Regions from separate parts of the Homo sapiens genome. Here regions 2, 3, 4, 5, 6 and 7 are each linked to region 1. A link is a contact called in ENCODE Hi-C or POLR2A ChIA-PET data. All regions are on one chromosome and are shown on one strand. Each heading gives the region's core, a stretch centred on a gene start or an enhancer-like site at or near the end of the contact. The rest is flanking DNA. Distances are from core to core; before and after follow the strand shown.

Region 1 (3,212 bases), core at 477-2,976:
AGCAATCTGCCCACCTATAGGCCTCCCAAAGTGCTGGGATTACAGGCATGAGCGAACCGGCCCAGTTTATTTTAATCAAGTGTACAAAGATTGGAGAATCTTTTGTTTCCTCTTTACAGCTTCGAAGAATTAACTCTGGGATGATATAGGAAGGGGTGATTATAGATGAATTTGGAAAGCAACATGCCTGAAATTCACGTGTTAAGAGTTCTGATTGCAACTTTTCCACTGTTAATGTTATTTAACCATCCTTTTTTTTTGGAGACAGGGTCTCACTTTGTTGCCCAAGCAGTGGCAAGATCACAGCTCCACTGCAGCCTCCAAATCCATCCTCCCAGTGGTCTCCCAAGTAGCTGGGACTCCGAGGGGGCGGGGAGGGGGTCTCGAACTCCTGAACTCAAGCGATCCTCCCACCTTAGCCTCCCAAAGTGCTGTGGGATTACCTGCGTGAGCCACTGCACCCGGCCTATTTAACCATCCTGAAAGTATTTTATGAGAGGCTATTAATATCAACTAACTTCCCGCGAATTGAGAGAAAAGATAAAGGTCAGCAAATACCAAATACGCAAATAAGAAATGCAATTAAAACACTATTCCCTGTTTCTAGGGACCCTGGGGTCACTCGCTACAGAAGCACTTGGCCTTTACCTTATTTCCTCTTTCACTGCTGCTTCCATGGCTTCTCTGTCACTCCGACCAGCTCCCAGCTCTCAGGACAAGGGCCCTGGGCGATCTTTTAAAAAAGCCGATTGGGTGTCTTTCTAAAATTACAACCAGTACTTCATCGTCAAGTTTCTGGGAAGGGAGTCCCCTCCAGATTCTCATGGAGTGACAAATCTTGACTCTTGCTCCTGGAATTTTTCAGGCCCAAACTAGCGTTTCTACAATGATTTATTTGGCAAATTTGTCTTGATTATGGGTGGCTGATGAGGAACGTGCTTTTGTTAGGAACCGAAACTGGGCGGCGGTGAGGGCGTGTACGCAATGAGTCCTAGAGGGTAAAAATCAAGAGCGTTAAGAACCTGGAAATGCCGAGACGGCCTCCCTGACTGGGACGAAGCATCTGCAGATCTATCTCAGTGGCGGGGTCACGCCACAGATTTTGAAAACTGACCCTCTCTGTCTCCGTTTTCGGTTAAGGGTGGGAAGTGCCGGCCGGGTCTTTGCTGGAGGCTAGGTCTCCAGCCAGATTGTACTGCAGCATCGTACTCTTCAGGGCTAGAAGGGGCCTTTGAAGGTTGTTACACTACCCAGTCTAGGAATCGCGTGTACTCCACCACCGCCGAATTCCAGCCTTTGCTTAAATACCACCCAAACCGGAGAACTCACTACTAGACGCCACTTGGGCAGCCAGGCTTAGGGCTTTTCCAGACTTTCTGGCCCCAAAGTCTGACATTGACTTAGAAGGGATGAAGGGCTGGGGCGAGCGGAAGTAGAGAGCCAAATCCTGCACGGGGTGCCTGCCTGGTCCTAAAACCTTTAACGGCTGGGAGACAGAAAAGACTCAGGCCAGGCTGGCATGTAGCGATCTCTCTAACCCAGCTGACCAGGTTCCAACAGGATGACGCCTGCGCAGTAGGTCCAAAGTCTCACGGCGCACAGACGACTGTCTGAGAGAGGGGCCGCTACGCCGCACAGCAAACAAGCTCCGCGACGTTTCCAGGACCCGGATAATCCCGCCCTTAGAGCAGAGCCGGAAGAAGGCGGGACGAACCGGAAGAGGGTGAAATGCTTTCGGTAGGCACTCCACGGCTGTGAAGATGGCGGCGGCTGCGTGGCTTCAGGTGTTGCCTGTCATTCTTCTGCTTCTGGGAGCTCACCCGTCACCACTGTCGTTTTTCAGTGCGGGACCGGCAACCGTAGCTGCTGCCGACCGGTCCAAATGGCACATTCCGATACCGTCGGTGAGTATTCACTTCACTAACGTCTGAACCTAGAGGAGCAAGGGGTGGGGCTACGGCGGCCCAAGGGGTCCATGAAGGTTCCGCAAAAGTCTCTTCAAAAGGGGTGGGGTTGCTGGGATGGTCTGTGTGGCTAGCCAACTGGGACCCACCTCCCTGGAGTGGAAAGCCGCGCACTTCTGTGATTAGGCTAGCGGGAATGTAAGGGCCACTTCAGCAACAGAAAGGAGTGGTGGAGCGGCTTCTCATCAGAAAAACAGAACTTTCAGTGCCTGACTTGAGATGTAAACTTGATGTACAAACGGAGAGTTGTTTATCTTTCAGATGTTTCACAGAATCCAGTGTCCCCGGGTTGGATAAGAAAGATATGTAAATAGGAGTCTTCATTTCTTTCTTTCTTTTTCTTCCTCTGCACTTCTTGGTCCCTGGGTAATTCTGCTTACGAGATGGTTCGACTTCGCTTCAACTTTGGAATGGCTATTCTAAGCTTTACTGTGTGACTAGAAAGCATAGAGATTTAAGAAATGTGTTTTAACATGGGAATGGTTAAAATTGAAGAAATAGTACTTAAAATTTAATGTGGTAAGGCTAGTCTTTCATTTGGATAATTAACTACATGGGTTGACCCTTTCTGCCCCTTACCCATTTTAAACCTTATTTCAGTAACAGGTATAGTCCTGTGAGCAGACAAAAACCAGATGCAGGGAGGAAATGCTGAAAAGCATTAGCCCCATTAAACCTACGTTGGCCTTTTTGTTTCATTCTGCTCTGCTCACTGACTGTAATGTCCAAATCTTATTTGGGCTTTTATTATGGTAAACGTTATACCTTTTGTTCAGTGGTGAAGATTTTCAGGTGTTCAGTTAGGTTTTTACTTGTTACTAAAATGGTTAATAGTTAAGTCTTTTTAGATTTGAAAATAAAACTCTGGTTATTTGCACACAGAATAGTTCATTAGAAAAAATGATTGGTTATTCTGAGCAGTGATTGGTGAGTAAAGGGAATGAACTGATTAAGGGGTACGTCCCATAAAGATTTAAGTTAAGTTGGAATTTCTAGCAGTCTTAGATAGTTATATGATGCTTTGGTAATTGAAGCCATCTGAGGCTAATTATCTTTCCTTTATGTTTGCAGGGGAAAAATTATTTTAGTTTTGGAAAGATCCTCTTCAGAAATACCACTATCTTCCTGAAGTGTGAGTTTTTGAATTTCATGAAGTTTTAATTTGAATTTTAAAAATTTATAGGTAATGTTTTAAATTACCTATTTTATAAGTTCTGAAATCTAATAGTCTGGCATTATCTAGGTATA
Region 2 (3,212 bases), core at 338-2,837, 1.7 Mb after region 1:
AGACCAGGATTTGCCACAGGCTCGCTACATGCTCTTGGGCAAGTCATTTATCTTTTCTGGGTCTCTGCTTCCTGTGGAATGTGAGGGTTAGACCAGATCTGTGCTTTAGAAATTGGGATAGGAGAGGGAATTCGTCAATGTATGATATATTGACGCAAATCGATTGATCAATGGAACAAGTTACTCCAAAACCATCCATTCCCCAAATGCTGTAATCGCCTTTTCTCCACTCACAACCATGGTAAACTAGTGTTACTGAGAGGTAAACAGTGTTACTTCTGACAGGGGTGTCTGGTACCTCATAGATGTGATGGAATTTTAAAGGAGTCAAAGCACTGGGCTAAACAATTCTAGTCTCTATCCCTGACATCTCATAACTCTATGTTAAATAGTTTAAGTAGTAGTTATAGGAACATAGGCTTTGGTAGTGGCACTGTTGATAGCCTTACCCCTGTGAGTTTCCTTAGTTTCCTCAGAGGTAAAATGGAGTGGCAATACCTACTTCACAAGGCTGTCATTAGAATTAGTGGACATACAATGTTTAACTTTGTGCCCAGCACACAGTAAAGAGACATAAATGATAGCCCCTATTATTACTATTTGCACAGAGATCTACAACGCAGGGTAAAGTGATCAGTGCCCTTGCCACAAGACGGTGTTTAAAGGAATTATGAAAATTCCAACTTCTGTCCCTTGGAAACAAGGAAGCTGCCTTGAGGAAGAGGATAAACAGGCTGAGTCCTGAAGCACAGACACCCTGGCCACTTGCGGAGGTGGGAAACGGGCTAAAATAGTGTTCCAAATGAAAGCGAGAACGCTTTAGAATTGCCATGATTTTAATCCAGTACCTATGCTTTACTAAGACTAAAAAACAAAACAAAACAAAACAAAACCCGGCCCCTTTTCCTCGCCCGCTTCTGGCCAGCCCCATCAGGACTCCACCTTGAGCACGATGTTGAGGTCCTGCACCGGCTTCTCGTTGAGTTGCAGGCGGCCCGCCCGGACCGCGGCCTCATAGTAGGCCAGGGGCTGAGCTCGGAACTCGGTACTGAAGACGTGCAGCAAGCTGTGGCCCACCCAGCGACCTTTGCAGTAGGTCCGGAAGTCAAAGTAATAGGGCCGCACCTTACGCAGGCCGCCCTCGAAGTAATAACTGGTTTCTGCAAAGTGCTCATCTCCGAAGCTCACCCCGGTCCGCCGCTTCTTCGGGGGCGGCACGACACGCTCCCTGGTTGCGCCCCGCCGCTTCTTATGCTTGCCCGGGCCTGGGGCTGCAGCCGAGGGATGCTCCCCGCCTACTGGGGCCGGCTCCACTTCCCGGCCAGCCGGCTTCGGGGGCCCGGGGGACAGCTCAACCTTCGCGTCGCCACCAGCGTCACCGTTTTGCTGATGCGAAGCCCTCAGCCCGCCCTCTGTCCCAACCTGGGTAGACACTGTTTCTGCCATTGGGCCCTTATCGCCACTCCAAGTCCTGGTAAAGCTAGGGCGCCTAAGGTCGTAGCGCCAATGTCCAAGAACCCTGAGCCATCCGCGGCGGTCCAGCCACATAACCACGCTGCCCCCACTCCACTCCCAGGGTCGCGATCTGAGGACGTCACTCGGCCCCAGCGAATCAGGGAGGCCCAGTCCCGAGGCGGGGTCTGCGATAAGTGAGCGAATGAGTGAGCTGCTCGAATTAAATTAGGTGAATTGAGTGAGCTTAGAGATGAGAGACTGTAAATGTCTCACCAAAAGTGACCTTACTCAGACGTCTTCCTATTAGGGAGATACGACGTTATTTATAAAGGAAACCCTTGGAATTGCTCCGTGTAAAGGCCATGACAGGAGTAGGTCGTGTAAATTCCGAGTAGTCCCTTGGGTCTGAAGAAACGCTTGAAAGGAGCTTTATTTAAGACAAAACAAAAACTAACAACCAGAATAAAGATTGCTAAACTCTGCGAATATACTAAAACCCACTGTATTCTATATTTTAAAAGGGTCAATATTATAGTATGTGACTTGTATCTCAGTAAGATTGTTATATATGTATTTAAAACACACACAAGCACCCCAGAAGCAATGTGTTCACACCTGTGTTTCCCCCTAACAGCATGAGAAGGATTAGTGATCCCCATTCGCCTCCCACATGCTTCCATCCTGAGATTAAAACTGCAAATAGATCAGAGGATATATGGCGAGGGTTCTTAAGTGCAAAATAAACCAACTCTGGCTAATTTCATCAGAGATAGAATTATGGAAAGTATATTAGTGCCTCATAGAATTCACAAGACAACTGGAGACTAGGCTCAGAAAAAGGGCCAAATCAAGGGAAACCAAGCCTTTTGAGAGCCTGGCTTCAGACATGTCAGGGAAGAAACCCAGTTGGGATGCAGTAGACACAAGAAACTATGTTGTGCCAAAGGACTCTTTTTCCTGCAGCCCTGCCACCCCTTGGAGACCCCTAAATCTCCCTGTGTCTCTGTGTCCCTCTTCCAAGGTTAAGAGTCCTGCAGGGGAGGACTTCCATCAGCCAAACCTCATTGCTCTGAGCCCTCACTTCCAGGGTGCCTGGAGATGGAAGAATTTAACCCTCTTTTTTTTTTTTTTTTTTTTTTTTTTTGAGACGGAGTCTTGCTCTGTCGCCCAGGCTGGAGTGCAGTGGAGCGATTTCACCTCACTGCAACCTCCGCCTCCTGAGTTCAAGCCATTCTTCTGCCTCAGCCTCCTGAGTGGCTGGGACTACAGGCACGCACCACCACGCCTGGCTAATTTTTATATTATGAGTGCTGGGATTACAGGCGTAAGCCACCGCGCCCGGCCAAGAATCTAACCCTCTTTGGTATCCAGAGTGGGATTCTTCCAAATAAGGAGGCATTTCAATGTTAGTTTGCCAAAAAAAAAAAAAAAAAAAAGACAGTCTAATTCTTATCCTAGGCATTTGTATTCTGGAGAGGAGAAAGGGAAATCTTTTTTAGCTAAATTCCTTCTTCAAGTCATTAGTCTCACCAAACTAACTGAGGGACTGCAGCTGAGGTATCCACAGCTGCAGAACTCCATATGCTGAAAAGTCTGATTCCTGACTACCTCCAGAAATAAGAGGTAGAATTCTCCATTGATTGTGGGGTATGTTAGAACCAAACTACTTCACAGGAGGGACATCATCTCTCAAGTGCATCATTTCATTAAGATATTTACAGTGAAAGCAGAACCTTATCCAAAAGAAAAGTATGTAT
Region 3 (3,212 bases), core at 443-2,942, 1.6 Mb before region 1:
GAGTTCCAAACCAGCCTGGGCAACATAGTGAGACCCCATCTCTATAAAAAATACAAAAATTAGCCCAGCGTGGTGTTGTACGTCTGTAGTCCCAGCTACTCAGAAGGCAGGGGTGGGAAAATGGCTTGAACCTAGAAGGATGAGGCCACAGTGAGCCGTGATTGCGCGGAACTCCAGCCTGAGCGACAGAGCAAGACCCTCTTCTATAAATAATAAAATAAGATTCTGGCTATTCTCTTTAAGGTTCCTTCTAGCCCAAAACTGTTTCCTTGGTTGCTTAGTTGGGTCCCACACTGTTCCTTGCCTGAGATTTGTCCAGTTTCATTTCTTCTCCCACTCAAGGCCCAATTGTAGAACACAGGTGAAGTAATTTGGGTTAATCATATTAATAGCAACTTCAAGGCCCCTCATGACTCAAAAATTACTGATAAAACCAAACTTTTCATGGTGTCCTGTATAAAACATACTGTTTCTGGACTTTAAGACTTTGTTCCTACTGTCCCTTGTCTCCCCCGCAGTTATAAAGTCCTTTCTACTGTGAAATGTGTCCTGACTTTCCAATTAGCCAATATTATATATATTTTTTAACACGACTCAGCTTGTAAATTGGAGCTGCTTCTGTTATTATCCTGTAAGTCCTTAAAGAGTTCTTAAATAGGCCGGGTGCGGTGGCTCACCTCTGTAATCCCAGCACTTTGGGGAGGCCGAGGTAGGTGGATCATCTGAGGTCAGGAGTTCAAGACCAGCCTGGGCAACATGGCGAAACCCTGCCTCTACTAAAAATACAAAAATTAGCCGGGAGTGGTGGCCCACGCCAACACTCAGCACTGTGGGAGGCCGGAGTGGGCGGATCACTTAAGCCTGGCCAACATGGTGAAACCTCGTCTCTACTAAAAATACAAAAATCAGCAGGGAGTGGTGGCAGGCGCCTGTAATCCCAGCTAATCAGAAGGCTGAGGCACGAGAATTGCTTAAACCCGGGAGGTGGAGACTGCAGTGAGCTGAGATCGAGCCACTGCACTCCAGCCTGGGTGACAGAAAAAGACAGTCTCAAAAGAATAATAATTACTTAGATATTTAAATACAAACATTTTCTAGCCAGGAATGTATTTTAATAGGTAGTTTCCAGAAACTGGAAAAACCTGAAAGCCTAAAAAAGTGGAGTTTTGGGATTTCAGGTGGGCAATGTCCCAGGCACCTCGGGAGTTTTTTTTTTTTTTTTTTCGGTCACTGGCCTAAATCAGCACCACCTGCCCTGTGAAACCAAATACCGCACCACAGCCCACCCTGGCCTTATGAACTAAGCTAATCGGATACTACTGGCAAGATTTTTATTCCATCAAACTCTACTTCTTCTGAGCTTTCAACAAGCCATTCAAACAGTAACTCACTGTCGCCTGAGTTTCTTATTCACTATACCGTTCTTGGCTTCAAACCAAGCTAACACGTAAAATCTTTCATTCGAACCTTCCTCACCGCAGAGTCCTAACAGCAAAGCCCAAAGGAAGCAAAATTTCCCGCCAAAAGCTGCTTCCAAATTCTGCGACGTAGAGGACATGCGGGCAGCCAATGAGCATGCGCAGAAACCGACTCGACTTCCTAGCTGTGGGCGCCCAAACGTCGTCCACCATCCCACAATCCTCTCGTCACGTATTTCCGGTTTATCTAGCTCAGCCGTAAGTAGTTTCTCTATCAGTCGCGCAGCTGTGTTCGCGGACTCAGGTGGAAGGAATTTCTTCTCTTCGTTGACGTTGCTGGTGTTCACTGTTTGGAATTAGTCAAGTTTCGGGAATCACCGTCGCTGCCATCAACATGTCGGTCCCAAGCGCTCTCATGAAGCAACCGCCCATTCAGTCTACGGCTGGGGCCGTCCCAGTTCGCAATGAGAAAGGTACGGTGCTAACACCCTCTTCCCAGTCGAATTTTAACCCCTTCCGGCCCCAGCAACCTCCAGACCTCTCCCGGACAGACCACTCCAACCCCGCCAGCTCTTGAGATCTGGCTGCCAGATTCTTCGATCTTTCCACCCCCACCCACTTGCATCCGATCTTGTTCCTGTGGCCTGCTCTCGTATTCAGCAAGCACCTCTCTTCTGTTAGCCTCCACAAATTCCTTAGACTAATGTTACATATATATAATATATATTACACATATAAAAACATTAGGAACTTAAGTATATATCAGAATATATATGTCTAATATATATATGCTAGAATATATGTATTAGTCTAATATATATTATGATTAGAATATAATATCACTAATTACATATAATTACAAGAATTTATGTATTATTAGTGTAATTACTTAGGAACTTAAGTATATTATTAATCTAATAATTAGGAACTTAAGTATATATCAGAATATGTATATAATATCAGACTAGATAGATAGATAGAGAATGCCTGTTGGCAGGGCATTGTGCGGGATACAGTCCCTCTTTTGCTGTCCATAGAAGTCTGCTTATGCTGCCCAGGCTGGACTCGAATTCCTGGGGCTCAGGCTGTCCTCCTGCCTCAGCCTCCCGAGTAGATGCCGCCGTATCTAGTCTCAACATGGCTTTTGAGAATTATCTTTGGATCCCTATACATCTAATTCATTCATCTTAACAGCTTATGAATTCCATTGTATAAAATAAACTGTAATCCACACTTTATTCCCTACTGAGAGGCAGGTGGTTGTCCCCTTGTTCAAAAAAGTGCTGCGGCCAGGCACGGTGTCTTATGCCCATAAACCCAGCACTTTGGGAGGCTGAGGCGGGCTGAACACCTGAGGTCAGGAGTTCAAGACAGCCTGGCGATCATGGCGAAACCCCGTCTCTACTAAAAATACAAAAAATTAGCCATGCATGGTGGTGGGTACCTGTAATCCCAGCTACTTGGGAATCTGAGGCAGGAGAATTGCTTGAACCCGGGAGGTGGAGGTCGCAGTGAGCAGAGATCGCACCATTGCACTCCAGCCTGGGCCACAGTGTGAGACACTCTCTCAAAAAAAAAAAAAGAAAGTTCTGCAATTGTCATTCTCTAGCCAATACTAGCTTTATTTAGTACCTGTTGCCAATTGCTCCCCAAAGTAAGTTATAAGAACATAAGAATTTGTGGAGCACAGTGGCTTACACCTGTAATCTCAGCACTTCGGGAGGCTGAGGCAGGAGGATCGCTTGAGGCCAGGAGTTCAAGACCAGCTTGGGCAACATAGCGAGACCACCCCCC
Region 4 (3,212 bases), core at 377-2,876, 1.5 Mb before region 1:
TTTTTTTTTTGAGATGGAATCTGCCAGCGCGCCTGGCCTTTTTTTCTTTTTTTGAGACAGGGTCTCTCTCTGTTGCTCAGGCTGAAGTTCAGTGGCGAAAACATGGCTCACTGCAACCTGATTCATGGATTCAAGCGATCCTCCTGCTTCAGCCTCCTGAGTAGCTGGGACTACAGGCATGCACCGCCATGCCCAGCTAAGAGACCAGCTTTATCCATTACCACAACTGTTTATCAGATTAGGATATTGCCGCAGAGAAACAGAAATAGCACAGATTTTAAAGATCAACTTTATTGAAGTATAATTTACATACAAATTTTATGTGTATTAGCCGGGCGCGGTGGCTCATCCCTGTAATCCCAGCACTTTGGGAAGCCGAGGCGGGTGGATCACGAGGTCAGGAGATCAAAACCATCCTGGCTAACACGGTGAAACCCCATCTCTACTAAAAATACAAAACATTAGCCAGGCGTGGTGGTGGGTGCCCGTAGTCCCAGTTACTCGGGAGGCTGAGGCAGGAGAATGGCGTGAACCCAGGAGGCGGGGCTTGCAGTGAGCGGAGATCGTGCCACTGCACTCCAGCCTGGGCGACAGAGCAAGACTTCGTCTCAAAAAAAAAAAAAAAAATGTATTTTTTTTTTATGAGTTTTGACAAATGTATAGGTAATTTTATTTGTAGTAGAGGACGTTAAGGTTCCCGGGGATTGTGCAGGTCCAGGGATTTAACAGAGGGATCCTGTTTAGGAAACAGGACAACATCGGGGCTCTTGGGAAACATAATCAAACAGGAACAAGTGGAGACACCAAGGGCTGGCCAGAGGTTGGTGCTGGGGTCTCAGTGCACCAGGATCTGGCCCTCTGGAATGCCTGGCGACTTCATGGCAGCTCCTGGCCCTCCTCAGGGAGCGGTCTCACCACTCTGACGCGTGTTTAGGCCACGAGGTGAGACCTAGGACTGGGTTCTGGCTCTCTGCCCTGCAACTTTCCTGCCACTACCCGCGCCCGTATCCCTGCCCACCAACTGGGGGCGCTCCAGTCGGTGACAGCCAACTTTCACTGCTGCCACCACAACCGCAGGGCCCCAATTACCTCTCTGTTAGAAATCGGTTTCAGAGCGGTGGAACCGCGGGCGGGAAAAAGCCCAGGCGCTGTCTCGGGTGCCCCTTCGTGTCAGCCATCCTCTGGTCTCTCGGGTCTCCGAAGCTCGGGGCTAACTGGGCGCGAACCGCTGAGCCCGCCTACCAACCAGGCCCTTTCTCCCGCCCCTCTGCGGCTGAAACCCTCAAGGGGTTGCAGGTTCAGCTTTCACTTAGAGACAGCAACTCCAAATTCAGGGTCGCTGGGGAAACTAAGGCAGGACTGGGGACTCTGAGTGAGAGGTCAGACGCTGGTCGCGGACTCTTTCTCCCGAGAACTGGGGATAGCTCTTCCGATAGCCCAAAGCGATTCATGCGGATCCTAGAAGAAAGCGCCGAGGTCCGGGCGGTTGGCCGGGGAGAGCGAAGCGCCGCCCACGCGGCTGGGAAAGCTTGGGGTGGCGCTGGCGGGAGGTGGGGCCGGGGGCGGGTTCCTGGCGGAGGGTGGGGCAGACGTGGGTTACCGGGTGTGCCAACCAAACCCTGAACAGAGGAGGTGGCGGTGGTGGCCCTCGCCTGTGGCCCCCGTGCTGCTTGCACTCGAACTCGTCGCCATGGAGGAGCTCCAGGAGCCTCTGAGAGGACAGCTCCGGCTCTGCTTCACGCAAGCTGCCCGGACTAGCCTCTTACTGCTCAGGCTCAACGACGCTGCCCTGCGGGCGCTGCAAGAGTGTCAGCGGCAACAGGTACGGCCGGCCCCCTTCTTCTCTAGTCACTGCCCCTAGGGACCTTGGGCCTCAGCCGGCGACCCTGGAGAAGGTGCAGGGGAGAGGGAGCGGCTTCCGCAAGCTCTGGCCTCCCCACCTCTCCAAGTGAAGCCCGCTAGGCAGGTGATCCCGGGCTCCGGACGCCGGATCCTGGGGACACTGCTTCACCTGCGCTCAACGGTCACATCTTCGCTCTCCCCGCAGGTACGGCCGGTGATTGCTTTCCAAGGCCACCGAGGGGTAAGTGCGAGCTCAGGGTGTGTGAGCGAGGTGAGGGCGAGGGAGCATAAACGTGGGCTGGAGGTGGAAGGTGCGGTCGGGGCCGGAGGCTGCGAGTAGTCACGGTCTGAGGTAGTTCCGATAACTGAACTCCAAGTGGGGCGAGGAGGCTGCTGGGGTTGTCCCAGGGGGCTGTGGTTTGAGGGGACTGTGCTGTTTCGGCCTCCTGGGGAACTCAGGCCCAGCTGCACCTGGTGTGCTAACAAGCCCTGTGGGACCCGTCTTAGTCTTACTTACGGACTGGCTCCCGGACGAGTGGCGGCGGCAGGAGGGGGAGGGGCTGACTTCATGGGGCTTACCGTCTCCTTCCACCCCCAGTATCTGAGACTCCCAGGCCCTGGTTGGTCCTGCCTCTTCTCCTTCATAGTGTCCCAGTGTTGTCAGGAGGGCGCTGGTGGTAGCTTGGACCTTGTGTGCCAACGCTTCCTCAGGTGAGGGGGAACAGGTAGCCGGCAAGAAAGGGTTTGTGGAAAGTGGGGGAGGGAAATGTGGAGAGGTGCTTAAGAGGTCTCCACCCTCCTATTTTTTTCCACCATCCTTTTCCAGGTCTGGGCCTAACAGCCTCCACTGCCTGGGCTCACTCAGGGAGCGCCTCATTATTTGGGCAGCCATGGATTCTATCCCAGCCCCATCATCAGTTCAGGGACACAACCTGACTGAAGATGCCAGACATCCTGAGAGTTGGCAGAACACAGGAGGCTATTCTGAAGGAGATGCAGTATCACAGCCACAGATGGCACTAGAGGAGGTGGGTGAGGCCAGAAATTGCAGGGAGTTGTGATAAGGTGGGGCAAAGCCTGAAGTCCAAGGTATCCCAGTACTCCAGGGAACCAAGTGCTCCTGCCACTTTCCCCACCAGGTGTCAGTGTCAGATCCACTGGCAAGCAACCAAGGACAGTCACTCCCAGGATCCTCAAGGGAGCACATGGCACAGTGGGAAGTGAGGTACTTTGGATGGGGTGGGACTAACATGGGAAGCTTTGGCATTGTCTTCCTTTCTAATCTCCACTCTTAAATGTTGTAATAAAAGATCCAGTTCCACCTCCTACCCTGGTCTTCATCTGTCCCATTCCCTTAAAATATCCTAGAA
Region 5 (3,212 bases), core at 260-2,759, 1.5 Mb before region 1:
TGTACTGCCAGTTAGCCCCAGAAATGCCCTGGACACAAAATCTGTCCAAGCTGCAAACAAAATTTGCCATCTCTAGCACATCATTCTGATTCAGGTGGTCTTTACTACAGGACTTTTTTCGTGTAACCCTTAGCAAGTTGTTTGAGGCTAAGAAGGGAAGACCTGAGTCTGAAGCAAATAAAAGTTATACACAACTTTTACTGACATTTTTGAACACGGATAGTATTAAACCAAGGGTCACTGTGCCAGGAGGGGAAAAATTAAGTACTGTAATTATATATATTGAATTATATATAGAGAGCTATCCCCAGGATAAAGGAATCACTGTTTACTCTGGTAATGATCTGGAGGTTTAAAAACACACACACACACAAATAAAAAAAAAAAACAAACACTCAAGTTGACTGGGCCAGAAATCTTATTTGCTCTTCCTTCTCCCCAACAGTTTTTTATTTCGAGTTAGTTCTATCTAAGGAATTTACACCCTTGATCACTTAAGTCACCCTAAAGTGGAGTATGTAATCAATATTGGTTATTTTCTCATTGGAGTCTTTTTTGACATTTTAAAGAAATGCTATTTAAAACAGACAATATGGACAGATTCTGATGGAATTATTCTTGTTCACGTACTCCTTTCGTTTGGACAGAGGTATCTGCCGGTACTGAGATGTAAGTGATCAGCTGAAGGGAGAAACTGTACACCATGTGACGGACAAATTACCTGCCTCAAGAAAGCACTTACGACCATTCTGCAGCCACTCAGTGACCTTGGCTAGAAACCAATGGCTGTGCGGCGTGAGGTAAGATGAAAGGAAATACCCTAGGGATCCAGGACTTCTGCATTTGGTGAAACGTCCGCTTCCACTACAAGGCTTTGGGATGCCTAGTCTGTAGACTGGAGGAGCATTAATACTGACTCACGCAGAAAAGATATAGCTACATATTGGACTGGGGGAAGGGGTGGCAAAACCCTCTGCAAATAGGAAGTGCCACAAGAGCACCGAGATAAGGATGAGGCCCTGCGTGAGCGCAGCCTTCGGGTTTTCCTTGGGCCGATCAGCACCGACTCCCCCGCTCTCGGCGAGGCGCCTCCAGCTCCCGGGAATGAGAAATGTGCCCGCCGCAGCAGGGGCCCACAGGAATGAAGGGCCCCGGCGCTGCGTAGGCCCAACAGTTCCCCGCGCTCTCGCCCCCGGCCCAGCCCCGCCTTTCTTCCCCCGCCTCGGCAGAATGGACTCACCAGGGGGCGAAGAACTCGACGAGCATGAGGCCCGCAGAGCCCGTGTCGGAGATGCGACTCTCGAAGTTGTCGTCCGTGAGTTCTAGCACGTCGGAGGCAGCGGCGAGGCGGGCCGCGGCAAGAAGCAGCGCCACACCCGGGAACAGCGCTAGGCGGCGGAGGCGCATGGCGGCGAGGTGGGGTGGGGACGGCCGGAAGGGTCGCGGCTCGGCTGGGACTGCGGAGGTCGGGCGCGCGACCACTAACCCGCTGCTTGCGCTCGCGCGTCTGGCCCAGGCGGACCTGCAGCCGGAGGTCCCAACCCCCAAACCCGGCTTGGGCCGCTGTGTGGCAGCCGCTGATTGGCTGCGCGTCGCCTTCGTCGGGCGGGCGGGACCAACTCGTTACCGCCGAGTGGCCGGAGCGCGGGGCGGGGCCGAGGCGGCGAGTGTCTGGGCGAGCGTGGCTGGGCCCGGTCCTGGGCTGGGGGCAGGGGCTAGGGCCGGGTCCCGGGGTGAGCCGAAACCTGGGGGTCGGGCGGGGCGGGAAATGGGGCGCAGTGAGGCTGGGAGCCGGCCCTGAGCTCGTCCTGCGTAGGGGTAGCCGGGCTCAGGGGGCGCCTGAGCTGGAGGTGGAAGCGTGAAGTCAGGACTGAGTGGGCGAAGAGAACCTGGGCTGAGGTGAGGCCCAGAAGCGAGAATGGAGGAGAGAAGGAGCTAGCCCCCGAAGGAGTGTTGGAGTGGACACACTTGGGACGGGACCCATTTTCAAAATGTCAGGCTTTGGCATTTTGTCCAATTTCTCTTCACTTGGTTTCTCTTGCGTGGGCAGGCCAAGCCCTCCCCCAACTCCACCTCATTGCCCGATTCTCTCAGGCCCAGGTGGGACCCAGGTTCTTCTTTGTCCAGCCCCGGGCCCCTGCCCTTGTGGCTGCTCCTTTTTTATTGAGTTTCTTGTTTTGTTTTGTTTTGTTTTGTCTGAGATGCCGTCTTGCTCTGTCCCCCACGCTGGAGTGCAGTGGCGCGATCTCCGCTCACTGCAAGCTCTGCCTCCCGGGTTCACGCCATTCTCCTGCCTCAGCTTCCCGAGTAGCTGGGCCTACAGGCGCCCGCCACCACGCCCGGCTAATTTTTTGTATTTTTAGTAGAGACCGGGTTTCACCGTGTTAGCCAGGATGGTCTCTATCTCCTGACCTCGTGATCCGCTCGCCTCGGCATTCCAAAGTGCTGGAATTACAGGCGTGAGCCACCACGCCCGGACTTTTTTTTTTTTTTTTTTTTTTTTTAATGAGCTTTTAATTGGTAGTGCCGTCACAAAGTGAAGATGCCTGGCCACTTGGTCGACTGCTCAATGTCTTTACCACTCTTAGCCCCTTTTGTTTCAAAAAACCCTGAGTCTTAGTAGAATGTTTGTTCTGCCCAACTGCTCCTAGTTCGTAGATGTGGGTACATTAAGGAATCTTAAGGGCAAAGAGGGTGGGGAGGAGGGGACAGAAAACCTGTAATCCTTGGTGCAGCTCCAAGAATGAAATGACACTTGATGCTTACATTTTCTTAGCAGACATGGCCGCTTACCAACAAGAAGGGCAGATGCAGCTTCCCCGAGCTGATGCCATTCGTTCACGTCTCATCGATACTTTCTCTCTCATCGAGCATTTGCAAGGCTTGAGCCAAGCTGTGCTGCGACACACTATCAGGAGTTACTTGGTCAGCAGCCTATTTCTTCACTAATTTAAATTTAAGACTCCTATCCACATCCTCTACATTTAAGAGTGGAAAATTCTGGGGAGGCCGGTTTAGTTGCTGGTTTACCAAACTTGATAAATCAAGGGCTTGTAAATAAAACTAAGGAGATAGAATCCACGTCTTTCACTTTTAGGCCTAGGATAGCCACTAGCCGTGGATGATACGGAACAGTTTCTGTCAAAGACTCTTAAAACTTTGAGAGTGAACCTGCTGCTTTTGTGGGCATGGACAGTGTTGGTCATAAGCAA
Region 6 (3,212 bases), core at 476-2,975, 1.4 Mb after region 1:
TTTACTTGCCTGGAATAGAAGAAAGGCCCAGTGAGTTAACAGTCCCCAAACACCTCTCTAGTCCCTACTCCTAAGCTCTGTGAGCTCTTGATTACCGGAGCAGTGTATCCTTGCCCAGGCTCATGCACAGCTGATTGCTGGAGACGACAAGACTGGTAATGCGCTCGGAAGGGGTGAAGTCAATGCGCTGCTTTGTGAAGATGGGCACTTCCTTCTCCAGCTGGGCATTCACATACCCTACAGGTAAGGAATGACAAGAAGATTAGCTGTGGAAGAGACAGGTGAAGGGCAAGGAGAGGCAGAAAAAACACCACAGTGCTCCTCGCCACTTTCCTGACATATTCCTATCCCCAGGACCTTGGTTAACAAATAGTTTGATATCAAGTCGTTTGCTGGTCACCTTTACAATAGAGGTCTGGAGCTCTTTCCACACTCTGACAGCAGTGAGGGGTTGATTCTTTGAACCCTTAAGATGCTGTCACAGCATGATATACCTGCTCCCACTGGTAATGGGGCTGCGTGGAGGTGGGACGGGACTGGTGGTCTGGGTATTCTCCCTTATCAGGTCTTTGGCCCAGCAATCCCAGCTTAACTGAAGTAGTATAGCCCCATTCTCTGCCCCCCTCCCTGCCCATGCGGTAATGAGCCTCAGTGTAGAGTTGGCAAGTGCTGGGATATTTTGAGCATTGAATGAAGGTAAAGACTAGAGTGAAAGCAGCTCCAATTCGTTAACTCCACTCACTGGAACAGTTCCCCAGGGCTCCCTATGCCCTCATTCTCCTGGAGACTCACTACTTTCTACAAAAACGTCCCCAAACTCCAGGCTGCACCCAGCTATAGCCAAGGCCAAAAAGATTTCATCTCCATTTTCCCCGTTCAGCGACAAAATTCCCTCTGGGACCCTCCCTTCTTCCTCTGCAATACTCCGCCTTCACCACTTTCTTTGTCCATTCCTTCCCTCCCACCTCCAGAAGGGGCCTGGTGGGAAAAGCATCAGCAGAAGCCGGGAGCCCATTCTAAGTTCTCCCAACAGCCCAACTGCGCCCTGTAGGTGAGTAATTCCTTATCTGGGCCCCAATTCCCTCTCAAAAGGACCCTAGCGGTAGAGCCTAGATCACGCGGCAGCTCCCGTTGCTCTTTCAAACTTCGACTATCCACCAGCTGGGGGCCAAGAGAGCCTGAGGAGAATCAGGGGCCTAGACCCGGAAGGCACGGCCCAGGGGATGACCCCGAGCTCTTGGAGCTGCCCTCCTCGCTGCTCCCACGCAAATGCTAGGAGAGCCGAAAGGGGCAGCGGCACCCTCCTCTTCCTTACCCGAGTGGGGGATGCCCACGCTAGGGCAGCCGGGCTGCAAGACGGCCGAGCGGGACAGCGAGTTCTCGTACTCATCCAGGATGGACGCCATGGTGCCCGGCCTCTGGGCTCTTTGTCCGGGGCCTGGGGATTACAAAAGGGCTACCCCCCCGGGGTCCCCGTCGCCCCAGAATGGAAGCTGTAACTCCCCAGCCTCTGACAGATCCTGGGAACCTGCAGCCGTCGCCTCCTCTTTAAAATCCTGAGGATCCTCTTGCTCTTGCCTTATGCAGCGAGATAATCGGGCAGCCCTCGTCCTTGAATCTGGCGCAGTCTTGCACCTTACTCCCCGCCCCCGCTACAAAAAAATCACAGGCTCCCTTCAGCCGGTGCCAGGTGATCCCAACCTCGCCCCGGCAGCTCAGCTGACTCCCGCCCCCGTGACGCGGGCCTAAAACGTAACTTCCGGGTTCTCAGAGCCCCGCGTACGCTGGCGCACAACGTCGCCGGGCCAGCCAGCAGAAGGCGAGACGAGGGCTGAGGGCTGGGCGCGTGGCGAGTGCTGCTGAACACAAGCCCCGCCCCCAGGATCCTGCTGCAGTTCCGAGCTTTGACACCAGGAGGCAATCCCGGCTTTCTCAGCCGGCCTTCCCCACCCGCCCCGCGCCGCCCAGTTTTGGCTTTCGTGCCCAAGCTCCGCTCCCTCGGGTGGTCTGTCCAGCCTCCCTGACCAGCTCCCGCTCCCGCCTCTCTAAACAGCCTCGGGGAACCTCCCGTTCCTCAATCCAATCGCTGTCTCTATCCCACCGTCACAGGGCACACGCAGACAACTCCTGGCCACTCTTCTCCCTTACCCAAAGGCCCCCCAGCTTCCAGGAGACCGCAGAGCTGGTGGCCAGGCTAGTGGGAAGCCCTGTGCCAGGAACCGCCCTGACCTGCCCCACAGTGGCTCCTTGGCTCAGGGTTGCTGGGCCGCTTCCATTCACTCATTCACCAAAATGTGGTTGAGCACTTACTCTGTGCCAGGCCTTGGGCTGGGCGCTGGGGTCACAGAGATGAGGACAGCCCCTCCCCGCCCTGGAAAAGGTCGTAAGCCAGCAGGGGCGCTGGACCCGTAAATAGACCATTCATACTAGAAAAGCAAGTGATGGATTATCCATCAGGCACTTACTCCACGAATGAGCGTCCACTCTGTGCCAAGCACTGTTCCAGGCTCTGGGGACGTGGCAGAGAACAAGACGGAAAATGTCTCTTGCCTGGTGGGGCGTACCCAGCGACGTGGCCACGGCACTGAGAGCGTGAAGGAGCAGGGAACAAATACCTGCCAAGCCTAGCAAGAACGAGGGACAAGTGGGAGCAAGCGTGAAGGCGGGGGCCGCCCAGCCTGAGGTGGAGAGGGGAGTCCTCAGCCAGGGACCTGCGAGGGCTGGGGCGCGACTGTGGTTGGGTTTTCCTCTCTCACCTGCTTAGGCGACCCAGATGGAGTCTGTTCCCTTCTGGGGCCCTTGGATTCTACCTTGCTAAAGTGGAAGGCTCTGGACTAGGGTCGCCACCGTCCTGGCTCTGCTGGGCGGCCCCCGCCTAACAACTAAGAGCATCCCTTTGCTCTCAGAAGTTTCCAGGTTTGCACCATACCTTATGTGGTTGGGTTACTCTTGCTCAACTTCCTGGCCACGTGCGGAGAACTGTGACTCTCACCAGCCCCACTGAGGGCTATCTGGGCTCTCTGGCTTGGAGGGGCACTAGTCCTGGGGCAGGTGACAAGTATGCTGTCCAGGCTCATTTCCCTTCGCACCAGGGTCCTGCTTCTCTTGACCAAGCCTGCAGCCTCAATGCAGCCTTCCCACCTGAGGTTGCCAGGTCCCAGGAGGGAAGTGCAGGAGCAGGACAATAGGCAGGAGGCTTCCTCTAAGAAAAG
Region 7 (3,212 bases), core at 525-3,024, 1.2 Mb before region 1:
CAGGATCAGGCAGATCTGGCAGCACAGGGCTGCAGATGCAGCTGTGGGGGAAATGAACGATGGTGTCAGAAGACCAAACCCCATACAGCGTGGGTTGGGCCAAAGGGGAATTCAAGGGTTCCCTTCTATTTACTTGAGAATTGAGGGAACATTTGAGATAAATTCAGAGGACAAGAGCCACCTCAGATGTAGGCAAGGGCAGGGCTTGGGGCAGGTGAGGGATATCAAGGTTCGGGAAGCTGCCAGCCTTAAGTCGTTCAGATTTAGAAAGACAAGAGCTCCCTCCACACAAATAAGGTCATAAATTTGAGGTAGGAGGGTCAGAAAGACAAATATCTATAGCACACACTGATTTGCTTTCTATCTACCCCTCCCTGCCCCCAACCATTCCTCACGGTCCCCATTTATCACCACAAGACTTCTATGATCCCAGTTCCTGTCCTGGCATAAGGTCCTGTTCCTCACTCTATCCCTGGGAGTGGTTCTGACTTGAAATTACATGGTTTATATCCTGTGCCTCTCTTTTTCAGGCCTGGGAGAAAGCCGTTTCTTCTGCTCCCCTGGCTCTCTCACTGAAGGGAACTGACTCGTTTTTTCCTTTTTCTTTAGAGAGGACCATCTTGTGAGGCAGGGACACACAGTGCTCAGCCAGTGCTGGAGTTGCGGGGGGGGGTGGGCTGCGGTGCAGAGGCTGAGCAGGCAGGAGGGCAGGTGTCTCCGCAGTGAGGCAGAAGGGGAGGGGGACCGTTTGGGCAGCTGCAGTTTGCCGCAGTGTGTGAGTGTGCGCGCTGAGCTCCGGCTCCAGCTCCGCCCCCACCCCCCACCCCAGCATGACAAGTCATTTTCTTGGCTGCTTCTGCATGGGGGGTGGGGATGGGGGGATGCAGAGAGAGAGAAGAAACTGGCTCCTCTGTTCAAGAGCCCCCATCTTGGGAAGAGAAGCAGAGATGAGGTGGGGGTAGGGCTGAGACTGGGAACCTGTGGGGTTGACACGACTGGAAATGCAGGGCAGCCGCTGGGGAGGGAGTTCTCCGTCTCCAGAGTGGCCTCGGCAGGGCCAGAAAGGGGGGTTTAGAGTCCCATTCTAAAGCTAGCCGCAGGGAATAGGGTGGGGGAGCCCACTGCAAACCGGTTGGTCTGTAAGGAGGCGCGTGCCACGTCTTAGTGACCCTTTCCTCCCTTCTTTTCCATAGTGTCCCCCACCTTCCCTTACTTGGCAAAAACTCACTGCCCTGCTCACCCCCAGCATAGGAGCAGCTGAGCAATCCAGCAGCTGACACCCAGGGGCCCTCCTATTAGGCACATTCCCATAACATCCCCCTTTCTCTCAGATTCTTCTGCCTCTGACCAGAAACATAGCCCCCAAACTCCTCCAGCATCCTGGGCTGTCAGGCAGAGCCAGTGGCACCACCCTCTGCTGCTGTCCCAGGCTGATTTCTCCCATCCCCGCCCAGCTGGAGAGGTGGACTGTCACAGCCCCTGGTGGCCTCTGGTTCTGGGTCCAGGCTGGGCCCACAGCCAGTAACGTTCATCTTCTCTCTCCATTTCCCCATCCTGCCTACTGCCACTGGGCTAGTTCTAGATGTGCCAGATTAGGTACCAGCACCCTTTCCATGACCCCCATCCCACCTCCCTATCACAGTGTACCCCCACATGCCAAGCCCTTTGGTTCGGTTCTTACCCTGGGGTGTAGGAGGAAGCCTCTCATGGAGGCGGCAGCTCCGGCCTCAGCCGGCAGCTTCAGGGAAGAGTCTGCAGCACTTAGGGTGGGAGTGGGGCGGGCGGTGGGGGGGGGAGGGGGGTGCTTGATGAGGAGGGCGGCGCCAGGGCGGGGAAGAGGGGCTGGTCCGTGACGAGGCACTGGAGACTTAACTGTTTCTTTGCCTTCACGACGTCTGAGCTCCAGTGCTTTTGCTTGGCTCTGTGGGGCTGAGGGATTGTCTAGCAGCTCAAGGAGCCTCTGCAATGTCCTATGGCCCATAGGACCTTTCTCTCCCAACCCTGCTTAGTTAGGAAATATTCTTTTGGCATCAGCCAAAAGACCAAAGCCCCATGCTAGGGCACAGAGCGAGGCTATAGGAGGCATGGGCTGCGTGGGCTCTCCCCCTTCTCTTAGAAACCATCTGCTGCCTCTCTCCTCAGATGGATCCAGGGAGTGACCTTCAGTCCCTGGAGGAGCAGGAGACAAAGGCTGGGGGCCCAAAAGCATGGGGTAGGTGTGGGGAACTGCTTAAGACAAAGGTTGGGGATGCAGAGATGTGCTGCCTTCTTCTGAACCTCAGCACTACAGAAACCAAGGAGGGCAGAAATAAGTCTTATTTTAGGGTTAGAGGGTAGTTTGAAATTCCGGAGTGGACACATGGTCCCTAGCCTGTTGGGGTGGGGCACAGGGACCCTGAGAGCTACATGAAGTTTCATGGGAATGCAGCATAACACAGTAACCACACAGGCACTGATTCTTGGGATTCTTGAGTCATTGGATATGAAGAGACAAGTCCCTGAAGGGACAGGGAGCTTTCTGCCTTACAGTGAAGGAGTTAACAAGGACCAAGAAGGATCACCAGGGCCTCCGGCCCAAGCAAGGTTGTAGGCCAATTATTAAATGTAACAGAAGTACTCTTTAGATTAAAAAAACCCTATAATGACTTTGTAGGGTGATTGGGTTCTTGCTCTCTCCTTGTCTCTTTGCTGTTTCTATATTATATTATTTGGATCTTTCTAATGTTGATCCTGTTTCCCTTAGTCTCTACCTCCATCTCAGATTTAGTAAAGCGCTCTAGGACTCAAAGGAAGAATCTGGAGAGTGGTAGCACTTCCTTCCAACCCGAGGATGCTCATGCTCTTACATAGTCCTTCCCTGCCCTCTTCCCATCCACCCTCCCCAGTTTGGCCAGCTCCTAAGGCCTTCCTCACAATCACAGCCACCCACTCACACCCAAACACTAGCCCCACCCTTGCCCCAGGCTGCCAAGAGTTACTTTTGAAGGTCAGAGAAGCCAAAATAGTCTGTGCTCTCAGCATCCCCCATCCCCCCTTAATTGCAGCCAGAGGAGAGGAGGAGCTGAGTCACTAGTACTCTTGGGGGTTGAGGGGACAAAAGGGGAGCAATCCTTGCTTAGATCCGGGGATGCAAATCTGCGACAATGGCAACAACCCCGTTTGGGTAGAAGCGGCCATCTGCAGAGATACACAGGGAAAACCAGGCTGAGTTC

Evidence for each region. Hi-C counts contacts between places; a loop is a spot of excess contacts on that map. ChIA-PET counts read pairs that join two places held with the same protein, here RNA polymerase II (POLR2A). Pooled maps may share reads with other maps.
Region 2: a map of CD8-positive, alpha-beta T cell shows a loop between it and region 1 (6-fold over the local background). The contact joins the promoter of RPUSD2 here to the promoter of TMEM87A in region 1. A Hi-C loop is called at or near these places in 2 of 168 maps with a recorded cell type or tissue (CD8-positive, alpha-beta T cell and naive thymus-derived CD4-positive, alpha-beta T cell), 2 of 37 single-sample maps with no recorded cell type and 10 of 50 pooled maps.
Region 3: a map of naive thymus-derived CD4-positive, alpha-beta T cell shows a loop between it and region 1 (12-fold over the local background). The contact joins the promoter of MFAP1 here to the promoter of TMEM87A in region 1. A Hi-C loop is called at or near these places in 2 of 168 maps with a recorded cell type or tissue (both naive thymus-derived CD4-positive, alpha-beta T cell) and 8 of 50 pooled maps. POLR2A ChIA-PET finds 5 or more read pairs at or near these places in 1 of 52 experiments (CD4-positive, alpha-beta T cell).
Region 4: a pooled map shows a loop between it and region 1 (9-fold over the local background). The contact joins the promoter of ELL3 here to the promoter of TMEM87A in region 1. A Hi-C loop is called at or near these places in 6 of 50 pooled maps. POLR2A ChIA-PET finds 5 or more read pairs at or near these places in 2 of 52 experiments (activated CD4-positive, alpha-beta T cell and activated T-cell).
Region 5: a map of naive thymus-derived CD4-positive, alpha-beta T cell shows a loop between it and region 1 (12-fold over the local background). The contact joins the promoter of PDIA3 here to the promoter of TMEM87A in region 1. A Hi-C loop is called at or near these places in 1 of 168 maps with a recorded cell type or tissue (naive thymus-derived CD4-positive, alpha-beta T cell), 1 of 37 single-sample maps with no recorded cell type and 10 of 50 pooled maps.
Region 6: a map of CD8-positive, alpha-beta T cell shows a loop between it and region 1 (27-fold over the local background). The contact joins the promoter of VPS18 here to the promoter of TMEM87A in region 1. A Hi-C loop is called at or near these places in 1 of 168 maps with a recorded cell type or tissue (CD8-positive, alpha-beta T cell) and 9 of 50 pooled maps. POLR2A ChIA-PET finds 5 or more read pairs at or near these places in 1 of 52 experiments (naive thymus-derived CD4-positive, alpha-beta T cell).
Region 7: a loop to region 1 is called in a map of CD8-positive, alpha-beta T cell, with 3 times the contacts of the local background. The contact joins the promoter of MAP1A here to the promoter of TMEM87A in region 1. A Hi-C loop is called at or near these places in 4 of 168 maps with a recorded cell type or tissue (CD8-positive, alpha-beta T cell, naive thymus-derived CD4-positive, alpha-beta T cell and posterior cingulate gyrus) and 10 of 50 pooled maps. POLR2A ChIA-PET finds 5 or more read pairs at or near these places in 2 of 52 experiments (CD4-positive, alpha-beta T cell and CD4-positive, alpha-beta memory T cell).

The regions. Positions count from the first base shown.
Region 1 is chr15:42,271,947-42,275,158 of GRCh38, reverse strand. TMEM87A (transmembrane protein 87A) reads left to right here and starts at 1,726. Exons shown (of 20, transcript NM_015497.5): 1 at 1,726-1,904; 2 at 3,036-3,096. The coding sequence starts at 1,761. GANC (glucosidase alpha, neutral C) reads right to left here and starts at 1,958. Exons shown (of 24, transcript NM_198141.3): 1 at 649-1,958. The coding sequence starts at 677. RefSeq lists enhancers at 565-1,764, 1,737-1,966, 2,127-2,376.
Region 2 is chr15:40,567,674-40,570,885 of GRCh38, reverse strand. It overlaps RPUSD2 (RNA pseudouridine synthase domain containing 2), which reads right to left and starts at 1,587. Exons shown (of 3, transcript NM_152260.3): 1 at 943-1,587. The coding sequence starts at 1,548. RefSeq lists enhancers at 956-1,005, 755-1,254, 1,316-1,645.
Region 3 is chr15:43,823,170-43,826,381 of GRCh38, reverse strand. MFAP1 (microfibril associated protein 1) reads left to right here and starts at 1,692. Exons shown (of 9, transcript NM_005926.3): 1 at 1,692-1,891. The coding sequence starts at 1,813. RefSeq lists enhancers at 1,245-1,876, 1,629-1,888.
Region 4 is chr15:43,775,380-43,778,591 of GRCh38, reverse strand. ELL3 (elongation factor for RNA polymerase II 3) reads left to right here and starts at 1,626. Exons shown (of 11, transcript NM_025165.3): 1 at 1,626-1,822; 2 at 2,048-2,083; 3 at 2,441-2,553; 4 at 2,669-2,870; 5 at 2,982-3,067; 6 at 3,211-3,212. The coding sequence starts at 1,691. It also overlaps a transcript of SERF2 not described here. RefSeq lists enhancers at 1,294-1,503, 2,114-2,163, 1,657-2,185 and a silencer at 1,564-1,673.
Region 5 is chr15:43,744,735-43,747,946 of GRCh38, reverse strand. It overlaps PDIA3 (protein disulfide isomerase family A member 3), which reads right to left and starts at 1,509. Exons shown (of 13, transcript NM_005313.5): 1 at 1,241-1,509. The coding sequence starts at 1,407. It also overlaps the pseudogene CATSPER2P1. RefSeq lists enhancers at 884-933, 944-993 and a silencer at 1,494-1,793.
Region 6 is chr15:40,892,963-40,896,174 of GRCh38, reverse strand. It overlaps VPS18 (VPS18 core subunit of CORVET and HOPS complexes), which reads right to left and starts at 1,725. Exons shown (of 5, transcript NM_020857.3): 1 at 1,316-1,725; 2 at 96-237. The coding sequence starts at 1,406. RefSeq lists an enhancer at 910-999 and a silencer at 1,840-2,009.
Region 7 is chr15:43,516,170-43,519,381 of GRCh38, reverse strand. It overlaps MAP1A (microtubule associated protein 1A), which reads right to left and starts at 1,774. Exons shown (of 6, transcript NM_002373.6): 1 at 1,682-1,774. RefSeq lists an enhancer at 656-1,299.